Regions from separate parts of the Mus musculus genome. Here regions 1 and 3 are each linked to region 2. The links are chromatin loops, found by intact Hi-C in ENCODE. Cell type or tissue: gastrocnemius. All regions are shown on one strand.

Region 1 (8,000 bases), 270 kb before region 2:
AAGATAAAGGAAATTAGAGACAGTTCTGGTAGCTATGGCAGTATAAGGAGAAAAAAAGCTGTTATTAAACCCTAAGGAGTAAGAGCTGAGCTGAGACGATTTACACAGCCTAGTGGGCGCTCTTAGTGGGATAAACAAGTAAAGACTGCCTGTAGGACTTCTGTTTGTAGAGTTAAGGCCCGTGACGTCTGTCAGCTCTCACAGTTCCTGAGGAATTCTGTTGAACAGATAAAGTCGGGACCTTGTGTCATGTGGCTCAGGCTTGAGAATAAGGTCCAGGGAAGAACTGTAGTTTTTGGCACACGGTACTAATGGGGAAACAAATAATGAAAGGCCTATTGCGTTTCTGAGGGAATCATGTTGGCAGAGAATCCACAAGCCTGGACTAAAAAGACTTGATTAATTTGAGCTAGACAATCACTTTAGAAACCCAGAACTTACCCTGATGCCAGGAAGAGGCAGGGATGAGTGCATTATGAACATTGTGTATCCTCAGAAGAGGGAGTGTCATGGCCACGTGGGTAAAGAAGAGACCCACGACCAGGTGTGGTGGTGCAAAGTACCCAGCACTGGAAGGTAGAAAAATGAGTTTGAGGCCAGTCTGATATACATGAAAACTTGTTTAAAAAAAGAAACCAAAACCAGAAAGAAAGAAAAAGACCAAACACACAGTTCCTCTTTCTGTCCCCACTGTATCTTGGGGGTGGGAGAAGGTGCAGGTACCCCTTTCAGGTCTCAGATTGCATCACTAGGAGTTGCATATGGTCAGAGGAAGGTAGACTCATCTGAGATGCATTGACTACATAGATTATACACCTTCCTGTGTCTGCTATGGGAGGGTTGGGCATATCGGGACACGTGTGATCATAGTGCTCACTAAGCTGTGCTTTCCTTCCTACCTGGGCAGATAACTCATTTCTATAATTCATCTTCCTTGCAATCACTAGGTACCTGTGGCCAGTCTTCACCAGAGGTTATTACCTCTTAGCCAAGGCAGTTTAAAGCAGGTCTGCTTCCTCCATCCTAATTGTCTTTATCCTCATCTGTGATACCCACGGTAATATTTCCAAAGGTGACGCGCAAGAGCCTTGGTCAGAAGGAGGCTGGGTACGTGGATGGATAGTGCCCCTGCCCGTTTGCCTATGACTTGCGAGAAAGGAAGCTGCAAAATCAGGAGTATAGAGGTGAGGAGGAGATTAGAGTACAGAAGTGACAGGCCTTGTTTGGAAAGAGAGGAGCGAAGACTGATGCCAGCACAGCCAGGGAGCCAGCGAGTCTGAGAAGCATGATCTGGACACGAGCCAGGCTCTGCTCGGCCATGGTCAGGTCTTCTGAGCAAAATGAGGAATCTGGGTAGAACTTGGGGTAGCATGACATAATTCCATTCATGTTTTACATGCTCAGTCTGGAAGCTGGGCAGAAAGTGAACACTGTAAGTAAAGGAGAAGCGTACAGACTATTTGTGAAAGATTATTATATTAATTGTATCAGTTAATTCCCTTGTTGTAGCAACGTAATTCAGCAGACCAGCCCCTACAGGTCTGTTCCTACAAACAAGGATTTTATTATTGTGTCTGTGGTTCAGGGGTCTAGTCCATCACTGCAGGGAAATGGTGGTAGGAAGCGCCTTGATAGGATAGGAGACAGAAAAAGAGATGTGCTTACTCAGCTAGCATTCTCTTTCCCCACTTTTATTCAGTGAGGGACCCCGGCCTGTAAAATGGTGTTTCCCAAATTCAGAGTCAGTTGTTGTCCCACCCCCCCATCTCTACCCCTTATTTAATTCTCTCTGGCAATGCAGACATGTCCAAAGGTGTGCCTCATTAATGTCCTAGTCATTTATTGATCAAATCAAGTTGACAATGAAAATTATTATAATTAAACAAAATATGATATGATATGGTAGCAATAGAGGTGGTAAAGATGTGTGTGTGCGCATGTGTGCATGCATGTATCTGTCTGTCCCAAGGCTTCATATGTCAGGTAAGCATTTTACCAGGGAGTTATCTTAGTTTCTAGCTTAGAAAATATAAAAGGGACTGAATTAGGATAACTTATAAATCTGCATAATGGGACCAAGGAAAAGGGAAAGACACACCAAGACTGTCCTAAACCACTTGAGTGGTAGAATTGCCATTGGCCAAAGAAGGGCAGGCTGTGGGTGGTGAATACCTCGTCCAATGTTCAGTTCTGGTTTTTTTGAGGTAGGGTCTCTTTCTGTGCCCCAGGCTGGCCTAGAACTCAGGGATCCACCCTCCAGAATGCTGTGTTTAAGGCATGAGTAAGTGTCCAGCTCAAGGGTTCTGTTTCAGCCATGTTGCATTAAGGTAGTGTCCATTTGGAGTGATTGAATAGGCCACTGGGCATGAATCTATAGTTTGAGAGCGTCTGAGATAGACTTATACTTAATACATATATTTAAATGCATATATTTAAAGCTAAATTAATGTATAATAATATTTGGATTATTTGGCACAGGAACAAAGGGTAGGGACAAAAGCTTAATTAAAGTCAATCCAAGAAGGAAAGGCACCCCCGCATACTGGCACGCGCCTTTAATCCCAGCACTCAGGAGACAGAGGCTGGGGGTCTCTCTGAGTTTGGGGTCAGCCTGGTCTACAGAGTGAGTGACAGCAAATGCAGACATTTCTTGAAGTGGACATTTATGTCTAGCACTTTCTCTACCTCTGTGCAGGGTTTCACTGGATAGCCTCGCCCTCCTGCCTCAGCCTCACGCTGTGATTGAAGGCTTGTACTGGTGTGCCCAGCTCTACTTCTGAAAACAGTTCTCCTTTAGATCAGTCCCATTCCATGTCCAAAACACACACACACACACACACACACACACACACACACACACACACACACACTATACACACTATACAGCATGTGCATGCACACACCATATACCACACACCACAGAGAGCACAATACATGCACACAGCATACACAATACATACCATACTCACATACACACACACCCCGCATACACACCACACACTGCACACCACATACACACACACTTGCAGCTAGCCTCTGAATTGAACACCACCTTCTACACACACCTGCTAGCCTGTCTAGCAGGGTAAATACTGACTGCTGATGGTTCTGGGGAGCAGAAGAGCATGGTCTTGCTGTGGAACCTGCAGACCTCAGGAATAAAGAATAGGAACAAGCTGGGCGTGCTCCCTTCCATCTCCATCACTGAGCCCCGGGCTAAGATGGGGAATGAGTGAGGGCAGACACCCCTTCACCTAGAAGCAAGGAATGGAGGGTAACTCTCAGGTTTATATTCAGGCTTGCAAGGGAAGTAGATCATTCAGGCTATCTCCTCTGAAATGCTTGCTTCATGCCTGTGTAACTTTGCTGTTAGAGCTGCGGTGCTGTAGCATTTGGTGGTACTCAGTTGCACAATAAACCACCAAAAATAAAACCTTAATGACAAAACACCATAATCATCAGACTGTATTTCTGACTTTGTGTCAGGTATTTGGGCAGGATGTGTAGGCCAGCAGTTCTCAACCTTCCTAATGTGGAACCCTTAAATACAGGTTCCCCCCCCACACACACACACAACCATAACATTTTTGTTCCTACTCTGTAACTGTAATTTTGCTACTGTTATGAATCACAATGTAAATATTTTTGGAGATAGAGGTTTGGCAAAGGGGTTGCAATCCATAGATTGAGAACTGCTGGTATTAGGATTGTCTTTCTCAACTCCATGTTTTCTGGGCTCTTTCTTGGGATGATTGAAATATGTTTGTGGCTTGAAGGACTGGAGGCTTCTTCATTCCCGTGTCCACTGCCACTCTAGGCTATCAGGAAGGCCCACCACGCTGAAGTTTTGCAAGAGTCCAGCAACATCTGCCCTATTCATGTGCTGCCCCTGGTGCTTGGCACCCGTGTTTTAGGAGACTTTGTCTAAGCCAGAGCATCTAGAGGCCAAATCTTGCAGGCAGACACACTGGGCAGAGCTTCCTGCCCTTGCCGTCTACCACACCCTCTAGGCTGGATCTCAGCCTAGGAGCAGGACAGTGGGCATGGAAGGGTGGAGTTGCTGTGAGTCCAGATGGGAGGAGAGAGCTTTGGAAACACAGCATACCACACACAGGACATTCCAAACAAGCAGGGCTTTCCTTATAGTTGATGGAACCAGAGAGATGTTCGTGGTTTTGTGCTAAATTTTCTTTATCTTTTTGTTTTGTTTTATTGTTTTTTTGTTTTGTTTTGTTTTGAGACAAGGTTTCTTTATGTAGCCTTGGCTGTCCTGGAACTTGCTTTGTAGATCAGGCTGGCCCTGAACTCAGAGATTCACTTACCTCTGCCTCCTGAGTGTTGGGATCAAAGGTGTGCATCACCACTGCTTGGCTGAATTTTACTTATAAAGAGTCCTTTACAGCACTGCAGAGGCAGAGACAGAGGCAGAGGCAAGCCTAGTCTACATAGTGAGCCACAGGCCAGCCAAGACTGTGGGTTAGATGTAGTTAGGGTATAGAAACACACAACCAACTTCTCATCCCCTGCCTCCCTGTCTGCCACTCAGATCTCTGCCTTCCCCAGTTTTCACTTTACCAAGGTCAGTCTGACTGACTCCCACCTTGGTATTCCAGACGGTGAGGGTGTTGGGGAAGAATGGGAGAATTTATGAAAATATTCTTGGACCACAGATGTGGTTCTTAGTAGAATATCTTTAGTTACATAACTAGGGGAAGTGACCTGAAAATTTCATCTTTCTAGCCAGCAGATGGCAGACTGCACCTTTGAACAGTCTTATCCCCTTTAAAAAAAATCTATAAATAAGGAAGTAGTTTTTGTTTAACAAGATGTTAAACAAATATTACTGTTTTAAAAATATTAGTGATAATCTCATATAATTTTTGAAGCATTGATACAAAAATTTTTAATATAAGGAGTCATATTTATCAGAAACAATTTTCCTTCCTTCCTTCCTTCCTTCCTTCCTTCCTTCCTTCCTTCCTTCCTTCCTTCCTCCTTTGAGATAGGGCTTCTCTGTGTAGCCCTGGCTGTTCTGGAATGCACAGAAATCTGCCTGAGTACTGGGATTAAAGCCATGAATTACTGCTAGCATCTATCTCCTTGTACCTTTTATTTTTATTTATTTTTTATTTTTTATTTTTTTGGTTTTTTCGAGACAGGGTTTCTCTGTGTAGTCCTGGCTGTCCTGGAACTCGCTCTGTAGACCAGGCTGGCCTCGAACTCAGAAATCCGCCTGCCTCTGCCTCCCAAATGCTGGGATTAAAGGCGTGCGCCACCACGCCCGGCTTCCTTGTACCTTTTAAATTCTAAAAGATAATCTGATAGTCTCTTCAGGGTGGAAAAAGTATGCTTATTGGTCATACTTTTCCCAGTTTCAAATGGATCTATGTTATATTTAATTACTACTTTGCAAATAGCACAAAATCAAATAGGAAATTATTTATCTACCTACCTTCCTTCCTACCTACCTACTTACCATTGAGACAGGGTCTCACTATGTAGCTCTGGCTGTCCTGGAACTCACTATGTAGACCAGGGTATCCTCAAATTCACAGTGATTCCCCTAGCTCTACTAGAATTAAAAGCATGTGCCACCATGCTCAGCCTGGATATGGAGATGTGTCTGAATAAATTGTAGATGTATATGAGTGCTGTACTTACATATATGCATGTGTGCTATTTGCATGCCAAGTGCCCATGGTGTTCAGAAGAGGGGGTCAGATACCATAAAACATCAGTTATGGATGGTTGTGAGCCTAGGTCCTCTGCAAGAGCAACAAGTGCTCTTAGCCTCTCCCATCTCTGGATACAAGTTTTTAATGCATAAAATAGCACTCCCACAAATAGGAAATGGGGCACAGACTTGAAGTGTAAAACAAAATCTACAAAGTCTGCTTTTTTTTCTTTGTCTTTTTCTTTTTCTTTTTTTTTTTTTTTGTGCCCAGGTACCCTCAGAAGCTACTGAGTCAGTGCCTGCCTTGGCTGCTGCCCTGTGTCTATTGTTGGTGCAGTAAAGCTGCCAGCTGTGTCCATGGCACCAGCTTGGTGCTGCTGTGCTCTCAGCCCACTCCAGCTGGGCAGCTCCTGAGTCAGCAGGCTGCTTCTCTTCCTCTGTGTGAGTTGAGTCTTGGCCCCCTGGAAGAGCCCCACCTCTCTTAGCTCCTGCTGGTTTGCTGACTATTGTCTCCACCCTTTGTGTATTCAGGAGACAAGTGAATCATTGTTGAGGTGTAGTCTGGACTCTGTTGAGAGTGTAGGAAAGGGTTGCTATTTTGCAGAGGCCACAGGCAACACCCAGGAGCACAGCCTGTAAACTAGAGCATTCTGTTGCTGCGTGAAAAGGCACTGCAGATTTCATCACAAGTCCAGGTAGAGTGTGGCTGGATTCTCACCTCCAGACCCCTCGAACCTGGCATAAGGTGTCAGCCATGGCTCAAGTACCATTAAGATTTCAGGCTTTTGGGGAATCTTGCCCATTAACTGGTTGTTGGCAAAATACATTTTGTTTTTTTTTCAGCTGTGATTCCTGTTTTCCTTTTTTTTTAATTTACATGATTATTCTTTTAAGACTTATTTATTTTATGTATATCAGTACACTGTAGCTGTCTTCAGACAAACCGGAAGAGGGCATCAGATCCCATTACAGATGGTTATGAGTCACCATGTGGTTGCTGGGAATTGAACTCAGGACCTCTGGAAGAGCAGTCCGTGCTCTTAACTGCTGAGCCATCTCTCCAGCCTGATCCCTGCTTTTCTATTCCTGGCCATCTGCGGTCTTTTGCCACGATGAAGCTTACATAAGCCATTTACAACATGGGCATCGCCTGCCTCCAAGGCCAGCTGGAGTGCATCCCGTGATTGCCTTTCCTACCGTTGGGGTGGACTCCCTCTTTCCATATAATGTTATGTAATCTAAAGAAAGGCTATGTTAGCATATTCATGTTCTCCCATGGTCAAGGACGGTGGGAATATGACAATGAGTTATTGAGGGTTAGTTTCTCATATTAGTCATTCTGGTTATTTTATTTCTTGCTTTTCAGTTTAGTACTTCTAGAACATTACACCTGGCATCTCTTAATTTAAAAAAAAAAAAGTCTTAGAAACATGAAGATGCTGCCATGAGGCACACACTCCAGTTTGCTGCCCTCCTCCAACTGCTCTTATTCCCGACTTTCTTCTGCTCATGCCCCTTCGCTCCAGGGCATGGGTTCCACATCCATTGTTATCTCTCTGGTAATTTTACTGTCTGTGGAGTTAAGCCTGTTAAATCCTGGCCATACAGTCTCTTGACTTCTCCAGTTCTGATGATCTCCTCCACTGAGCCTCAAACATCTGGCCCACAATCATGCCGGATGTCTCGCCCCATCTAGCTGCCCTCCTTCCCGAGCCACTGAGAGCAGTTCTCTTTTGACAACCTCTTATTGTTCCCGATTTGTTCCTCCTATTTCACTAAGGTCGTTCTTTTTTTCTTTTTCTTTTTCTTTTTGTTTTTTTTTTTTGTTTGTTTGTTTGTTTTTTCAAGACAGGGTTTCTCTGTATAGACCTGGCTGTCCTGGAACTCACTCTGTAGACCAGGCTGGCCTTGAACTCAGAAATCCGCCTGCCTCTGCCTCCCAAGTGCTGGGATTAAAGGCGTGGGCCCCGACGCCCGGCAAGGTCGTTCTTTAATATCCCTCCATTTCAGACTCATTAGCCAGTCTGCCTGGTGTTTGTCGGTACTTTCACTTCTTTCCTTATTCATTTCAGACATGACCATTATTCATGTGTTGTTAACTCCTTTGTGGATATGTGTACATTGATGTATCTTCCTGTGGATACTTGCTTATGCGAGTATCGTTCCTCAGGTGCTGTCCTCCTTGTTTTATGAGGTGGTGTCACAATCCAGAAAGTTCCTGAAGAGGCTGGACTGGCTGGCAGCAAGCTCTAAGGACCCAGCAATGGTCTCTGCCTTCCTTATCCTGGGATTGCATGTGTATACCATGGTGCTTGATCCTCTTTCT
Region 2 (8,000 bases):
TTGCCACAGGTTCACACTTTACTTCTACCACCTGGTAAGAGGTTTATCACCACTTTTCACTTATCTTCCAGATGACTTCCAGTGTTGTTTTCTTAGCCTCATGGGAGAGCAACATAAAACTCATACAACATAATCGAATCATCATGTGCTCTGCAGAGAAAGAGTCCTGCATGGGGAAGGGGAAGACAAGACAGAAGGTTTTGTCTGTGATAATACATTTCTGGCAAATGTATAGGTTATCCCAGGGAAACATTTCCTCACACATATCACTCCCCACTCCTCCTCTTTAACTGGGATCTCACTACGTAGAACATGCTGGACTCCAACACACCCAAAGAGATCTGCCTGCCTCCATCTTCCAGATTCTGGGAGAAAAATACACATGCCACCTTTTATTTAATTAATTAAATTTATTTATTTAGCCGGGCATGGTGGCACACACCTTTAATCCCAGCACTCGGGATGCAGAGGCAGGGAGATCTCTGAGTTCCAGGCCAGCCTGGTCTACAGAGTGAGTTCCAGGACAGCCAGAGTTACACAGAGAAACCCTGTCTTGAAAACCCAAAAACCAACCAAACAAACAAAAATTTTATTTGGGTTTCCAAGACAGAGTTTCTTTGTGTAAAACATCGTGTCCTAAATTTTTATTTATTTGTTTATTTATTTATTTTGAGGCAGGGTTTCTCTGTGTAGCACTGGCTGTCCTGGAACTCGCTCTGTAGACCAGGCTGGCCTCCAACTCAGAAATCCGCCTGCCTCTGCCTCCCAAGTGCTGGGATTAAAGCTGTGCACCTCCACTGCCCAGCTACCGTGCCCATTATTTAAGATAGAATCATGTGTAGTTTACAAATTCTCTCTGTAGCCAAGGGTGGCCATGAACTCCCAATTCTTCACCTACCTCCAGAATACTGGGATTACACACTTCCCTACTGCCCTGGTCACAGAATGCTTCTTTTGGCCAAAACAAAATGTATTTACAAAAGTATGGGTTTTTTCCTATGCCCTCCCTTGTTCCCTAATAAAGCCACGGAGACCTTTATATTTGTTAATAAGTTCCTTGCACGATAGCTGGGCGGTTACCGATCTCTTTTAAGCGGACTATGCAGCAATGGCCTACTTCCCAGTCACGTGGCCATTACCTGCCACCGTGGACCCCGGGTCCCAGTGGGAACTCCTCAGAGCCCAGCTGAAACCCTCTCCCTGGCTCTCTGGGCTCAGAAATCCTGCCTTTTCTTCTCCTGCCCAGCTAGATATAGGCTGACCAGCTCTATATTGACCAATCAGAAGATGATGGAGAACGTGTTTTAAAAAACGGAGTCAGGAAATTCTTCACAATAATGGCAACACCCAAGTCTGGACTGCAACCAGATCTCAGGTACAGAAATCAGCACTGGAATACATGGTGCACAGAAAACATCCCCCAACATGTATCTTTGTATTTATTCAAGCCTTTATATCTTTCAAGTTCACATCTTTCATCTAGAGAGGACTTATAGGATTCTCATTAACACATTTCTAAACAGCCCTTCTTGTGTTGGCAGTATGAATGCATTCTTCTCATCCAGTGTGCTTTCTAACTGTTTATTACAAGGGATCATTCTGAAAAATGCTTTAAGCAGGGTATCGTGTAGCCTAAGTTGGCTGTGGTTGCTATATTGAAGCTAGCCTTGAACTCTTGATCTTCCTGCTTCTGCCTCCTGAATTTCTAGGATTGCCTTACCAACTTGAATAACTAGACGTTGGCTCTCTTTGTGGGTTTTTCCTTCCACCCTTCACTCCTTTTCTTCCTTTTGACCTCTGAACACTAGATAGAAGAGACAACAGAACTGAGGGGAAAGGAGGAAACATTATCATTAGACTACTTCCTGTGAGTTTGATCTCTCAGATGTCAGGACATCTAATTTCTTCTTATTTCTTCTTTGCATGTGAGTTCTTAACAGCAACCAATAGCCCCCACCACGGGGGGCTCTAGCATTTATTATTTATTCTGAAAAGTCCTCAGAATTCCAAAGGCCACACAATCATAGTAACTATCTGCAGCTGGCAAATCCACGCCCTTGCTAGAGCACAAGGCAAATCATAGTCAGCTGCTGTGGATGACCTGAAGCAGCCCCACATCCCAGGCCTGGGAAATTCTCACCACAAGCTTCTAACAGGGAAGTGGTCCCTGGGTTAAGTCAGGCTCCTGGTACCTTCCTGTCTATCACTGTTCTAGCACAGCCGCTGCAGGTGGGTGTGGTTGAAAGGATTCTGGGTATCGGGTGCTTTGACGGACTCTGTTGCTGGAACTCTCTAGCATGGGGCAGAGGGCCTGGAGGCAGTAATGACCATCTTGAGCTCTCTCCTGCGGAGACCAAACATCCCTCCTTCTGCCTTCTTCTGATCTGAAGCAGCATCCACTTATCCGGGCTGTTTACTAGACAAATGGCTGAGGGCAGTCGCTCGGAGGCTGCCTGTGGCCATTAGCAATGATTTCCTGCCAAGTGTGTGACAATAGAGGTTGTGACACGGAGTGAAGATTTCAGGGCAGAAAAGCACAAGATGATTACACGCAGAAGAGAAAGAAGCTGCATTCGGAGTTTTATCTCCTCTATCACTAGCCAGCACCGGCAATGCGGTGGGTGCTCTGTAAATACTTGACTGGGAATGAAACACAGAGAAAACTCCAGGAGGATCAGGGGTATAAAAATGATCTGAACAGGGCCTGCTGTGGTGGGCAGATGTAAAGAGAGCCGGCTGTGATGTGTGGTGGTGCACACCTTTAATCCCAGTACTCTGGAGTCAGGGGCAGGTGTGTCTCTTGTGTGTTCAAGGCCAGCCTGGTCTACAGAGTAAGTTCCAGGACAGCCAGGGCTGTTACATGGAGAAACCCTGTCAGAAAAAGAAAAAGAGAGAAAGAGAAAGAGAGAGAGAGAGAGAGAGAGAGAGAGAGAGAGAGAGAGAGAGAGAGAGAGAGAGAGAAGAAGAAGAAGGAGGAGGAGGAGGAGGAGGAGGAGGAGGAGGAGGAGGAGGAGGAGGAGGAGAAGGAGAAAGAAAAAGAGAGAGATGCCTTCCACCTATCAAAGTACCAGTGTGATGGCTCAGAGGATCTCCATATCAGCATATGAGTCTGATGATCTAAGTTTGATCCCTGTCCCTGAGCCTCGTGTGCTGTTATCCCACAGAGTCTATCATCCAGCTCTTATAATGAGATGGGAGGTAGAGACTTGAAACTGTGGAAATTCATGTTCTCTAACCACACAAGCACAGTGGCACATTCGTGCCTGTGAGTGCTTGCCCTCAAACCTTCAAAAGATGATTTGATTTGTGTTGTTTTTAATTTGTGTGTGTGTGTGTGTTCAGAAGGTCACAAGAGGGTGTTAAATTCCTAGGAGATGGAGTTATAGGTACTCACCCATATGTGTGCTTGGAACGGAACACAGGTTCCGGAACCACAGGTTAGGAACGGAGCACTCTAACCACTGAACCACTTCCCCAGGCCCTGTGGTGTTTGTTTGTATGTTGGTATTTTTGAGACAGGGTCTCTCTATTATGTAGCTTCTGGAACTCGCTGTGTAGACCAGGCTGTCCTCAGACTCACAGAGATTCACCTACTTCTTCCTCCCAGGTTCTGGGATTCAAGGCATGCTGTACAATGTCCTGCTCTTGTTTGGAGACAGGGTCTTGCTATGTAGCCTTGTATGACCTGGAGCTCATGTATAGATTAGGCTGGCATCTAGCCTGCTGCAGACCTGCCTCTACCTCCCGAGTTCCGAGGATTGTGCACATCATGCTCAGATAATGTGATTTCTGTAATTATTATTCCCTTCCCCTTATTTCTTTAGGGACAGGATCTCATGTAGCCCAGGCTGTCCTTGAACTCACTATGTATCCTAGGCAAGCTATCTTGAACTCCTGGTTGTCCTGCCCCAGCTTCACTAGTGTTGGGATTAAAGTTGTGCATTCAGACATCTAGTTGACTTTTTTTTTCAAAGTCCCATATGTTATACCTTCTAAAATGTCTATATGGAAGCTAGGTCAAGTAGAGAGTTTTCTCCTTTTTGGCTAAATAGTCCTGAGGTGGCTCGGCCCCTAAGGTGGCCACCAGAGGGCAGAGTTGTTCTATTGTGGGGATATTGTAACCCACCTGACCAAGTTCCAAACAGAGCTTTGAAGTTCTGAGGAACCACCTGCATGGAGATCTTCATGGAGTGGGCCTGTTTCCCCTCACTCAATCACAACTCCCAGATTGAGGTCCCAAGTCCCAAGCTGTCTTTCTGCTTCTTGTGTGATGAGCACAGCCCATCACACACCTTCTCTGAACTCACCAATCTCTGAAAGCCCTGTTTAAGGCTTTACAGGAGACCTTGAGTGGGAAAGCCCTGCCTCTTCTTCTTCTTTTTTTTTTTTTTTGGGGGGGGGGGGGGGACAGGGTTTCTCTGTGTAGCCCTGGCTGTCCTGGAACTCACTTTGTAGACCAGGCTGGACTCGAACTCAAAAATCCACCTGCCTCTGCCTCCCAAGTGTTGGGATTAAAGGCATGTGCCACCACTGCCCGGCTGCCCTGCCTCTTCTTAACAAACTCAAGGCTTGAGAGCCTCTAGACTCTGTCTGCAGACAAGTTCATCATCTCCCCAGGAGGCCTCAAAGGCCCAATCTGAACCAACCTTGAGCAACAGTCCTTCCTGCCCTGAAGCTCATGGTGCTGTGTGTGTGTGTTGTCCATGGATGGATGAAGGATAAACAGATCTCGGGAGAGCTGTGATAAATACTATGAAGACAATAGAGGAGGCAAGGGGAGTGAGAGGGAAGGGCTGGGATTGATTGAAACTGGAATCTACCCATTTGGCTAGACTGACCAGTGATCTCCAGGAATCAGCTTGTCTCTGTCTCACCAGAGCGAGGGAATATGGGCACCTTCTATCTGCCACATACAGCTTTTCCATGGGTGCTGGGGGTCTAAATGCACACTTGCAAGCACTTGTAGTGAGAATTTGGCTTTCTTAAAAACCCAGTTATGGGGATAGAGAGATGGCTCAGCAGTTAAGAGCACCAGCTGCTCTTCCAGAGGTCCTGAGTTCAATTCCCAGCAACCACATGGTGGCTCACAACCATCTGTAATGGTTCTGATGCCCTCTTCTGGTGTGTCTGAAGAAAGCAACGGTGGTGTACTCATATGCATAAAATAAATACTCATATGCATAAAATAAATAAATATTTTAAAAAGTTATGTTATGTGAATATGTTTCTGTTTTAATCCCAGGTGTGGGATATGGGGCTGCTTCAGATCCTCCGCAGCAGCTGACTATGATTTGTCTCATGCTCTGGCAGGTGCATGATTCTGCCAGCTGAAGATAGTTTGCTTTTGAAATTCTGGGCACTCTTTTTTTTTTTTTTTTTTTTCCGAGACAGGGTTTCTCTGTATAGCCCTGGCTGTCCTGGAACTCACTTTGTAGACCAGGCTGGCCTCGAACTCAGAAATCTGCCTGCCTCTGCCCCCCACCCCCACCCCCACCCCCCCCGAGTGCTGAGATTAAAGGCGTGCGACACCATGCCTGGCTTATTCTGGGCACTCTTGAGAAGGTATAAAGATGCCAGAGCTCTGGACGTGATGGCAGCTGTCCCTCCCTTCGCTGCTTCTTCCTGTTGTGTTTGCTGCTTTAGCTCTCGGCTGTATTGCTGGTTGGAGTTATCCTGATGACACCAGTTGGATTTGCCTCTAGAAACTCAATGCCCCTAACCAGCAGGAAGTAGTATAAAGAGGTCTATGCCTCCTTCCCCTTCTAACCTTTTTTGCCTACCTAATGTTGGTGGGCTAGAAGGGATTGGTGAAGTGGTGCACGCCTTTAATCCCAGCACTTGGGAGGCAGAGACAGGAAGATTTCTGAGTTTGAGGCCAGCCTGGTCTACAGAGTAAGTTCCAGGACAGCCAGGGCTACACAGAGAAACCCTGTCTCCAAAACAAAACAAAACAAAACAAGAACCCAATAAAGTAGCCAAAAAGTATGGTTACAAGCATGTCTCTGAAGATGTCTCCAGCCCCTGCAAGTGCTATTTTATACAAAAGTCAGGGAAATCTGGTAAGATTAACTCTGACTAGACACCTCCAGGAAATTAACCAGACAAGACTAAAGCGAAGGCTGGAGTCCTGGCCACAACAATAAAGTGCTTGGCTAACATGTACCTAGAGCCTGGGCTAGATTCCCAGAACCCTAAGGAAATTCAAAGCTCCTTACAACAAACAACAGTGACACTGCTTGGGGGGGAAGCTAGGCCTGCGAAGGCCTGTGGTGGCAGAGCACACACATGAGCTATGTATCTGTGGGGCTGGCAATAAAGAACCTGCAGGGCTACAGGACTCCAGCAGTCTCTTTGCCTCTTGGTTCTTTTGCTCCGTGAGTTACTGTATGGATCACAAAGGTCGGGAGCCTGATCAGGAAGCTGCTGTAACTATTCACGTGAAAAAGGCTTTGACCCAGGAATCTTAGGAAGTGCTTGCTGGATTGGACTGAGCTGTTTGGTTCAAACCAGTAGAAATCAGAACCTCCTAGCCGCTTCTAGGGCATGAGGGAGAACCCTCCACTAGAAGCAAAAACTTGAACAGGAAAAGCCATCTGAATTCACAGAGAGTTCTGTTGTTTGTCAGGAACCATGGAGTTCAAAGCCAGAAATGCCCACAGGATGATGAATTCCAGATCAGCAGTGATGCCACTCATCTGAGGTCACTTGGCAGCAACTCCATGGATTCTAAAATGAAGGCTTGCTCTACTGATGCACACAACTGTGGCTGTTGTGCTTCTCCAGCCTCTTACACCAACTCTATTTCAATTGTGCCAGTGGTGGCATCCCCTGGGTGGCAGCAGAGGTCTGCTAGTGCTATGCCAGTCAGCAGTCCAGCTCTGCCACATACTCAACCCCAGACCCTACCTTGCTTCCCTGAGCCTCTGAGGCAGCTCTGGTTTCTCGGTACTTGGCAGGCGCCTTGGTCCTTTCACTCACCACTCAGATCAGAAGTCCGTGCTGGCTGAGTGCTGGTGCTTGCATGTGGTGCCTGTTGATATCCTAAGTGTCCATGTCCTGTGGCTCAGTGCTTCCCGTTGTAGGATGCAGCCTACAGCAGTGCATGATTCCTGCAGATTCATATGCAGGGATCACAATGCAGAACAGTAGGCTTATTTATGTGTGTGCCTGAAGGAGTTTATATACACCACGGGCAGGCGTGGGCCACCCGAGGGGCCCAGAGGCTGTTGGACCTGGAACTGGAGTTACAGATGGTTTTTAGCCACCTGACATGGGTGCTGGGAACTGAACCCAGGTCCTGTGCCTTAACCACTGAGTCATCTCTCTAACACTAAGCAATATGTTTTAAGGAAATCTATTTTTCTATATAGGGTTTCTCTGGCCATGTAGTCCTGGCTGTCCTGGAACTTGCTCTGTAAACCAGGCTGGCCCCAAACTCAGAGATGTGCTTGCCCTTGCTTCCTGAGTGCTGGAATTGAAGGTGTGAGCCACCATTGCCTGGCTACCTATAGAAAAATCTTGAAGAAGAGGAAGAGGAAGAGGAGGAAGAGGAGCAAGGACAACAAGAACAGCATCTAGTGTGGTGATGGCTGCACACATCTTTAGCCCTAACTTTTAGAAGGCAGGGGCAGGGGCAGGGGCAGGGGCAGGGGCAGGGGCAGGGGCAGGGGCAGGGGCAGGGGCAGGGGCGGGATGGATTTCTGTGATTTTTGAGGCCAGCCTAGTTTACATAGTAACTTTTAGGTTAGCCAGGGCTACATAGTAAGATGGTGTCTCCACAAAAGAGGAGAAGGAGATAAGGGAGCTGATGAGAGGGCTCAGCAGTTAGGAGTGAGCATTGTGGGTGCAGAGGACCTGAGTTCAGTTCTCAGCTCCAGATCAGGTGGCTCTCAACTGCCTACAATTCCTGCTCCTGGACATGTGACTTCTGGTCTCTGAGGGCAATGACTCTCAGGCACATTCTGTCTGGCACACATAATTAAGAGTAAATTTTAAAATGT
Region 3 (8,000 bases), 280 kb after region 2:
CAGTTGGAGGCTCAATCCCTTGAAATCACGTTTGTTTGTTTGTTTTGTTTTTCCCCTAGTCATTTCCCAAGAAGCTTGTGGCCTTCTCATCTTGGATTGACCGGACCCGCTGGGCAAGGAACACCTGGGCCATGTTAGCCATCTTCATTCTGGTTATGGCCAATGTTGTGGACATGGTGAGCTTTTGCTTCCTGGTTGAAGGGGGCATAAAGCCAGGGGAGAGGGGCTGAATGCTGTCAGTTTGCCAGTGCGTTCCTGTCAGCATATATTTCAGGTAGATAAATCTGAGACTGAACATCCCAGTTAGGTGGAGAGGGTCTTCCTGTGGGAATTCAGGAAACTTCCAAGGTTGACTTAGGTCTTCGTAGCCCCTTCCTTCCCACGGTCCAGTATGCCGAGTCCACAGCTAGGTGGACCAACATCATCTGTGGCTCCACACATAGGGATTAAAGTTCAGAAAGGTTTGTTTGCTTGTTTTAGGTCACATAGTAATAGTCAAAAATTGAAGCAGTTTCAGTGTCCGGGAGATAGCTCAGTTAGTAAACAGCTTGGGACCTGAGTTCCTTCCTCAGAATGCGTGAAAAAAGCCAGGCATGGTGGTCTAATGCTCATAGTCTCAGTGATGGGAAGCAGAGACACTAGGATCTCTGGGATTCACTGGCTGGCAAACTTATTTACTGACTTGTTCTGGGCCAAGGGAGACCTAGTCTCAAAAACAAAATCAATCAATCAATCAAACAAGCAGATATCACTGATGGAATGACACAGGAGATTGTTCTAGCTCCCAAAAGTACATACATCTTGTGTATATGCATGCACACATGTGAGATGTCTCTGTGATCTAAGGATGCATGAGCTGTGTTCCCTGAAGCATAGCCTGTGTGGGGATCCACTGGGCTGAGAGGGTGGGCCCATTTCATCAGGTAGCCCTCCTACATTCCTAGGTGGCTGGGCAGGGACACAGCCTCACAGGGCCTAGGAGATCTCTGGGGAGGCCATCTTCTGTTCTGCTGGGTTCGTGGAGAGCTAGGGTTCTGTGAGAGGGCAGCTAGATGCTCTGTGAGGGAAAGAGGACAGGGAAGGTCACTTTTCCCTTCAGTCAATATGGACTAATTTGGACATACCGAATGCACTCTCCTAAGTCCTCTTAGGAATGTTGTATAGTACTTGCTGTAATTTAGCAACCTATGCACGGGAGTAAAATGAGCCTAGATACTTACTCTGGAAGTACTAGAAGTGGAAAGCTGTAGGGCTGTAACTGGACACCTACCTGGTCAAGGACAGCTCAGAGCACAGGAAGTCTGTGGGTCACATAGTGTCTACCATGCAGAATGACGCCCCTGATCCCATGGTCCAAGGACCTGGGACAAGTGCACAGGGATCCACCTGCACCCCCTGGCATTACATGCCAAGCCGTTACCCAAAGCTAGGTGAGATGCAGGTTATCTAGAAAGGCTTAGTTAGCTCACGGACACATTTTCTGTTAACTGTGGTGAACAGTAGTGCAACCAATGAACAGACTCAGAAGGTAGGGGTGCCCTGGTAGCAGAATAGCTGTCACCCCAGAGATTCCAAACGGCCACACAGCCTCTCTTGCAGCAAGTGTGATGGGGAAAGCGGAGGGAGCCATCGCTGAGAGAGCCCTCTGACCTGCCGCTGATGGTCCCTTTCACCCGTCCCCTCCCCTTGTCCTGGCCTCCAGCTCAGCTGTCTCCAGTACTACATGGGACCTTACAACATGACAGCTGGGATGGAGCTGGACGGCGGCTGCATGGAGAACCCCAAGTACTACAACTACGTAGCTGTGCTGTCGCTCATCGCCACCATCATGCTGGTGCAGGTCAGCCACATGGTGAAGCTGACGCTCATGCTGCTCGTCACAGGCGCCGTGACTGCCCTCAACCTGTACGCCTGGTGTCCTGTCTTTGATGAATACGACCACAAGCGCTTTCAGGAAAAGGAGTAAGATGAAGCCTGATTGAGCGTGTTCGTGGTTTCTTTCCTCTCACATGCCCTACCCTGTCCCTGTTTCGAGGCCACCTGCCTGAGCTGAGCTGGCTTTCTACCTCACTTTCCTCAGAGAAATAATGATGAGTCATGGAAATCCAGGGCTTTCTCACAGACGCGCACAGCCTGTTGGGAATGGCCCTTTCCATCTCACCGAGTAATTTGGGACACCTCAGTGTTTGGCTGGGGTATCAGCCTCTTACACCCAGATGTGGCCTGAATGTACTATTATCTGCTCAACAGCTCTCCTATGGTGGCCTTAGAGAAGATGCAGGTACTTGCCACCCCTGGGCTCAATGGCACTGACAGGTAAGAGTCACTGCGTTTCCTCCTTGTCTGCTTCCTAGCCCGTCCCATAGGCAGCAACTATAACATGCTTGCAGGTACATCAGTTAAAGGAGTTGAGTATGTCCATGGATTAGCTGGGTAGAGGCTGTGTCCAGTGTGGACCTGGCCATCTGGGCTCCTCTTACATCAGAGACGGAAGAGTTGAGAGCAGAGCTGTGTGTGTGGAAGGTAGGGTACAGAGGCTAGAGCGGAAAAGACTCGAGTGGATGGCAGCTGCAGTTAACAGGCTGGCAGGATACACACAGGCAGGGAAGCGAAGAAAGAGGGCTAAGTTGGAATTAAGGCGGTCAGCCCTCCCCTCTGGAGTCCATCATAGATCAGCTCTCCTAGGCTCGTTTCCCCGAGAACACTGAAGTTCTCTAAGATGTACCCTAAAGGTTTAGAGCAGACCCTGAGGTGAAGTTTTTAAATTTAATTTAATTTTATTTAATTATTTTATTTTATTTAAGATGTGCTAATGGAGGAAAAGCAGGAGACTTGAATGTGTCCTTCATAAAATAAGTCTAAATGGCTAGGCAGTGGTGGCACACACCTTTAATCCCAGCACTTGAGAAGCAAAGGCAGGCAGATCTTTGTGAGTTCGATGCTAACCTGGTCTACAGAGTGAGTTTCAGGGGAAAAAAAAAGAGTCTTAAATGGACACCAGTGAAGGGCATTTAGGCAAGCAAAACAAAACAAAACAAAACAAAACACAAACACAAATTAAAGCCATAACAAACTGTCACTATACCCCACCAATGTGGCAAAAATTTCAAGCTGTTATTAAGGTCAGTGTTAACTCATACACTCTTGGTGGTGGTATAGTTTTAGCCATTTGGATTTGGTTAGGAATAGACCTATGGGGTTGGAGATACAGCTCATTTGGTAGAATGCTTGCCTTAGCATGGAAAAAGCCTGGGGCTCCCCAAACGGCATAAACTGGAAATGGAGGCAGGAGGGCAACCGTTCAAGGCCAGCCTGGGACACATGAGATCCTATCGCAAACAAAACTCTAAAACCCATAATAGCCCTGAAACTCCACTTCTATATACGTCTTAGAGAAGTTCATACATACATATATACCCCACGGTAGACATGCGAGAAGATCTCTAGTAGCCTCGTCATCCATATTACAAAGGACATCAGTGGTAACAGATAAAATGGCCTCTTCATGTAGCAGAGTTGTATACAGTGATGGAAGTTAACTCTAAGTCCACATAAAACTATGGTTAAAGTTAGAAAGGCACCACAGCAAGATTGTAGCCTGGTCCCATTGCTAGGGAGTCTCTTCTTCAAAATCCTACAGTGTATATCTTAGATCCTATATCTTGGATGTGTCAGATGCTAAGCATCTGAGGAACAGGTTAGTGTGAATGGCCTGTAGCCAGGGGAGCTAGGGCTGCTGTTGATTCCAAGTCCAAGCCTAGTCACATGCTGCGGAGGGGGGGGGGGGGGACTAGGAGAGGAACTGAGGTGGGGAAGCTTCTGAAGCCCCCCCCACCGTGATCGATTGATTGATTGTGAATAGCACAGCTGGAGGGGGGCAAAGGCGCACTTCACGGTCCCTCCCGTCTGTCCAGCAGGCTGCCCCTGGTGCCTTCCAAGTACTCCATGACTGTGATGATGTTCGTCATGATGCTGAGCTTTTACTACTTCTCGCGCCACGTAAGTGCCACACCCTCTTCTGTGGTAAGGGCCTCCCAGCAAGCTATCCTAGAACTCAGAAGCCCAGGCACCTAACAAGCAGCAGCTCCTTCACCTAACATGGCCCATGGGATGCACCAGCTCTGCTGTGCCCCGCTTCTTCCTCTGTCCTCCTCCAGGATGACCCTAGGCAGGCTCGAGGCCTCTGCACTCACCCGGGTATGGGTGATGGGGGTGTTCACTGAAATGCTAGCCTTGGAGTCAGAAGAGAAAGGGAAAGGCCCTAATGAAGTTCTGTTCGGTAAAGAGGAAGTATCCATACAAGGACAGTTAGCTTGGATGCCCCCAAGTGGTTTGCCAGGAAAGTACAGCTCCCTCAGATCCCTTCATAAATGGAGCTGCTAGAGATGGGGATGCCTCCTGGTTCTGGCAGAACCCTCTTTGTGACCCCTACGCCCCAGCCCAGCTTGGATCTCTACTGTATCAAGAGGCCCAGGTCCTTAATGCAACTGTGGGATGTCATTTTGATTAGGTGACTCCTTGCAGCTCTTCTGTCATTTAGTGGCCTCCTTCCAGTGTTATCCTACACGATATTCAATACCCCGTTCTAAACCTTTCCACTGGATGGCTTTAGAGCACACAGCTCACCTGACCTATGTTGTAGGTGGAAAAACTGGCCCGAACACTGTTCTTGTGGAAGATTGAGGTCCATGACCAGAAAGAACGTGTCTACGAGATGCGCCGATGGAACGAGGCCTTGGTCACCAACATGTTGCCTGAGCATGTTGCACGCCATTTTCTGGGGTCCAAGAAGAGAGATGAGGTAAGAGGATGTCATGTGGAGCTTATTCTTTCTCTGAGGAGCACTGAGTCAAGGTCCCTTTAAAACTGGGATTGGAAGTCCAAGTATGGCTGGACATAACCAGAAACAAACCAAGAGATATTCCCAGGGTCTCTGCTACACAATATTGCTGGTATGCTGCATCTCGGGACCCCCTACAGAACCAGAGTGCCCCTCCTGCCAATAACACCTTCTCAAACCAAGGTGGCTGACCACCCCACTCACCTTCCCTGGAGAGGTTTCTGTTATTGGGATGAAACACCGTGGCCATAAGCAACTTGGGGAGGAAGGGTTTATTTCATCTTACACTTCCAGGCAGGCAGTCCATCACCAAAGGCAGGCAGGACAGGGACAGATGCAGGGGCCATGGAGGAGTGCTTCTCATTCTAACCATTCAAAGTTGAGTTCAAACAGTTGAGTACACACATCCTGTGAGGCCAACCGAAGCTCCCGTAGTTCACCATCCTACCAGGCAGCCATCTCTCGAGTGCTTGGACCTTCTCTGTGAGGTGTATGCACGCGTGTATGCATGTGTTCACATGGAGGCTGAAGGTTCTTTACTGCTTGTCCCAATATGTGGAAGGAGTGTCTCTTGCAGAACCTGTGGCTCTCTGTTAGTGTGACTAGCCAGCTGGCTTCTACTCCCCATGCACTCAACCCTGGTCCTCCCGTTTGCACAGCAGTATCCCAGGCTGACCTTGCCTCTTTTTAGGAGCTGTACAGCCAGTCTTATGACGAGATTGGAGTCATGTTTGCCTCCTTGCCCAACTTTGCTGACTTCTACACTGAGGAGAGCATCAACAACGGCGGCATCGAGTGTCTACGCTTCCTCAATGAGATCATCTCTGATTTTGACTCTGTGAGTGTCCTCCTGTCAGAGCTAGCTCCTTTTGTATCACATCTCAGACAAGTTCTATACATTTCCCACGTGAGTCTTTTACAGTAACTGGGCTTCTGCGGCCATCTAGAACTCACGAGTCTGAGGGCTGAGGCAGAATCCTGGGGTGACCCTGGCAAGTTCATGGGGCTAAGGATTGTCCTCTCTCCTACCTCAAGCCCCTATTAAACATTGACTACATACTTTTTCTTAGGACTTCCACCACCTAAGGAAACTAGCCATTTAACTTAAGTTTATGGTAACTGAGGCTGAGGCTCACATGCCCAGGTAGCAGGGAATGAACAAAGGCAGTATAGGAGAGTGTCTCTCAGATACATTGTTGGGCCTTAGAAACGGGCAAACTTGATAGTGCATTCGCTCCTCTTCCTTAGTTGTTCTAATTCTGTCCTCAGCTCCTGGACAATCCCAAATTCCGGGTCATCACCAAGATCAAAACTATTGGCAGCACCTATATGGCAGCTTCAGGAGTCACACCAGATGTCAACACCAATGGCTTTACAAGCTCCAGCAAGGTAACCCAGTAACTAGAGAGGCAGCCCGTGCCCGCAGACCATGGGAAATGAGAATCAGATGAAGTTAATGAAGATTCTTGTGCAAAGGGCTCATTCCGATGGGCCATGCCCCCAGGGTTTAAGAACTGTATCAGTTCTGGATCGGTGGAGTCTCCCTGCTGCTGCTGCCTGGTCTTTTTGCTGAGCTCGGGTGGACCCATGGAGCCTGCTGTGTGATTCCCTGATGGAGAATCACGAGCAAGCACGGTTCTTGAAGCATCATCTAGTCTTCCTTTACATGGGAACTTCCTGAACTGAGGCTGAGTCAAGCAAGCGGAAGGTGTTCACTAAGTGCTTACAGCCTTGAGGAACCACGCAGGACCAGACTCAAACAGAGCAACGAGAGCTCTGCCTTGTGACCAGTCACGTGGCACACAGGATGCAGCTGAGACAGGGCCTCCTTCCCCTAAACAGATGTGGGAGGGAATTCTGCAGTGGTGACATGCTGGCCCTCCTTAGCAGCCTGCCACCTTGCGTCCGTACTTGCCACTTGCCTAGTTGTTATGGTCGTGGCCTGTTGGTTCTGACAGTGTCAACATGCTTTCACACAGGAGGAGAAGTCAGACAAGGAGCGCTGGCAGCACCTGGCTGACCTGGCTGACTTTGCATTAGCCATGAAGGACACGCTCACAAACATCAACAACCAGTCATTCAACAACTTCATGTTGCGCATAGGTAAAGGCACCACTAGCACTGGGGGCCTCAGCAGAACAGAGGCTTAAAAAGCAAAGGCAGATTGGTAGGGGAGCCAGAGGACCTTTAGTTCTGCCCTCTTGGAGATTGTTCATGTGTAGAATGTACAGTAATGGAGTAGTACAAAGATAAACCCATCCCTACTGTTCCCAATGGCAGTTCAGACTCCCTTCCGCACCTGCCTCCCCCAAGGTTTGTGCCAGCTACTCATATGAGGAGTGGCCTCACTACTGGGCAAATTTACAGGAGTTTGAAGTATTAGGAAGGTTACATTGAAGCTGGCCACTATAGTCCTGAGAGACAGTTGTGAAGGAATTTTTACCAAGGGACACAGGTGTTCCTATTAGCAGCCTTGTGGGCGGGGGTTAGATGATCGTCTGTGAGAGAGAAATTGGTAGTTTGTGGAAAGCTAATGCAAGCTTGGCTTGTGGCCATGCTCCATTCCTCTACTCTAGGCATGAACAAAGGAGGGGTTCTGGCTGGCGTCATTGGAGCCCGGAAACCACACTATGACATCTGGGGCAATACGGTCAATGTGGCCAGCAGGATGGAATCCACAGGAGTCATGGGCAACATCCAGGTATGTTCAGTACTAGAACTGAGCATGTTGGTTTGAATGCAGGGAGTCCAACACAAGTAGAAGCCTGGTGCTTTGCCATATATTACTGGCTCCTGCCTGTGGGCATTAGGTCAGTGTTGGCAGTGCCACAGGGCCAAGGAAACATGGACTGAGGCCTCTAAGGCTTTGATTCACTCAAAACATTTAAGATTCAGGTTTGGGTGGAAACGGCCTCCGTTCGGTAGAGTTAACAACTAAACTGTCTTGAACCTGTATCAGTGCCATGAAATGGTAGTCTGCTGCTTAAGTGACTGCCTGTGGGTCTCCCTTATGTGGGGCTGTATCTACATACTGCTACTGAGCTTCTACCCCACCATCTTGGCTTCCTCTTCTCTAACTTTGTCTCTGTTCTCCATGTACAGGTGGTAGAAGAGACGCAGGTCATCCTTCGAGAGTACGGCTTCCGCTTTGTGAGGCGAG

The links. Hi-C counts contacts between places; a loop is a spot of excess contacts. Peaks named below come from ENCODE experiments on the same cell type or tissue, not always from the same donor. Only the 100,000 strongest peaks of a DNase experiment are listed, where the experiment ranks them.
Region 1: a loop joins it to region 2, with 2.1 times the contacts of the local background. A loop is called at or near these places in 7 of 42 quality-filtered maps.
Region 3: it touches region 2 in a loop (7-fold over the local background); 12 of 42 quality-filtered maps call a loop at or near these places.

The regions. Positions count from the first base shown.
Region 1 is chr12:3,656,728-3,664,727 of GRCm38, forward strand. The region is part of intron 8 of Dtnb (dystrobrevin, beta); the gene reads left to right. Among named protein-coding and RNA genes, the nearest start is that of Dtnb, 88 kb to the left of the region's middle. In gastrocnemius, a CTCF peak has its summit at 4,738 (motif pointing right); a DNase peak (open chromatin) is centred at 1,284; H3K27ac peaks cover 521 bases.
Region 2 is chr12:3,922,221-3,930,220 of GRCm38, forward strand. No RefSeq gene overlaps it. Among named protein-coding and RNA genes, the nearest start is that of Pomc, 29 kb to the right of the region's middle. In gastrocnemius, CTCF peaks have their summits at 4,078 (motif pointing right) and 6,826; DNase peaks (open chromatin) are centred at 4,093 and 6,855.
Region 3 is chr12:4,204,663-4,212,662 of GRCm38, forward strand. Adcy3 (adenylate cyclase 3) reads left to right here. Exons shown (of 21, transcript NM_138305.3): 12 at 60-176; 13 at 1,703-1,962; 14 at 2,251-2,316; 15 at 3,915-3,999; 16 at 4,643-4,801; 17 at 5,532-5,678; 18 at 6,110-6,229; 19 at 6,820-6,943; 20 at 7,417-7,541; 21 at 7,943-8,000. It also overlaps a transcript of Cenpo not described here. Among named protein-coding and RNA genes, the nearest start is that of Cenpo, 25 kb to the right of the region's middle. In gastrocnemius, a CTCF peak has its summit at 4,328 (motif pointing left); a DNase peak (open chromatin) is centred at 4,322; H3K4me3 peaks cover 179 bases; H3K27ac peaks cover 250 bases.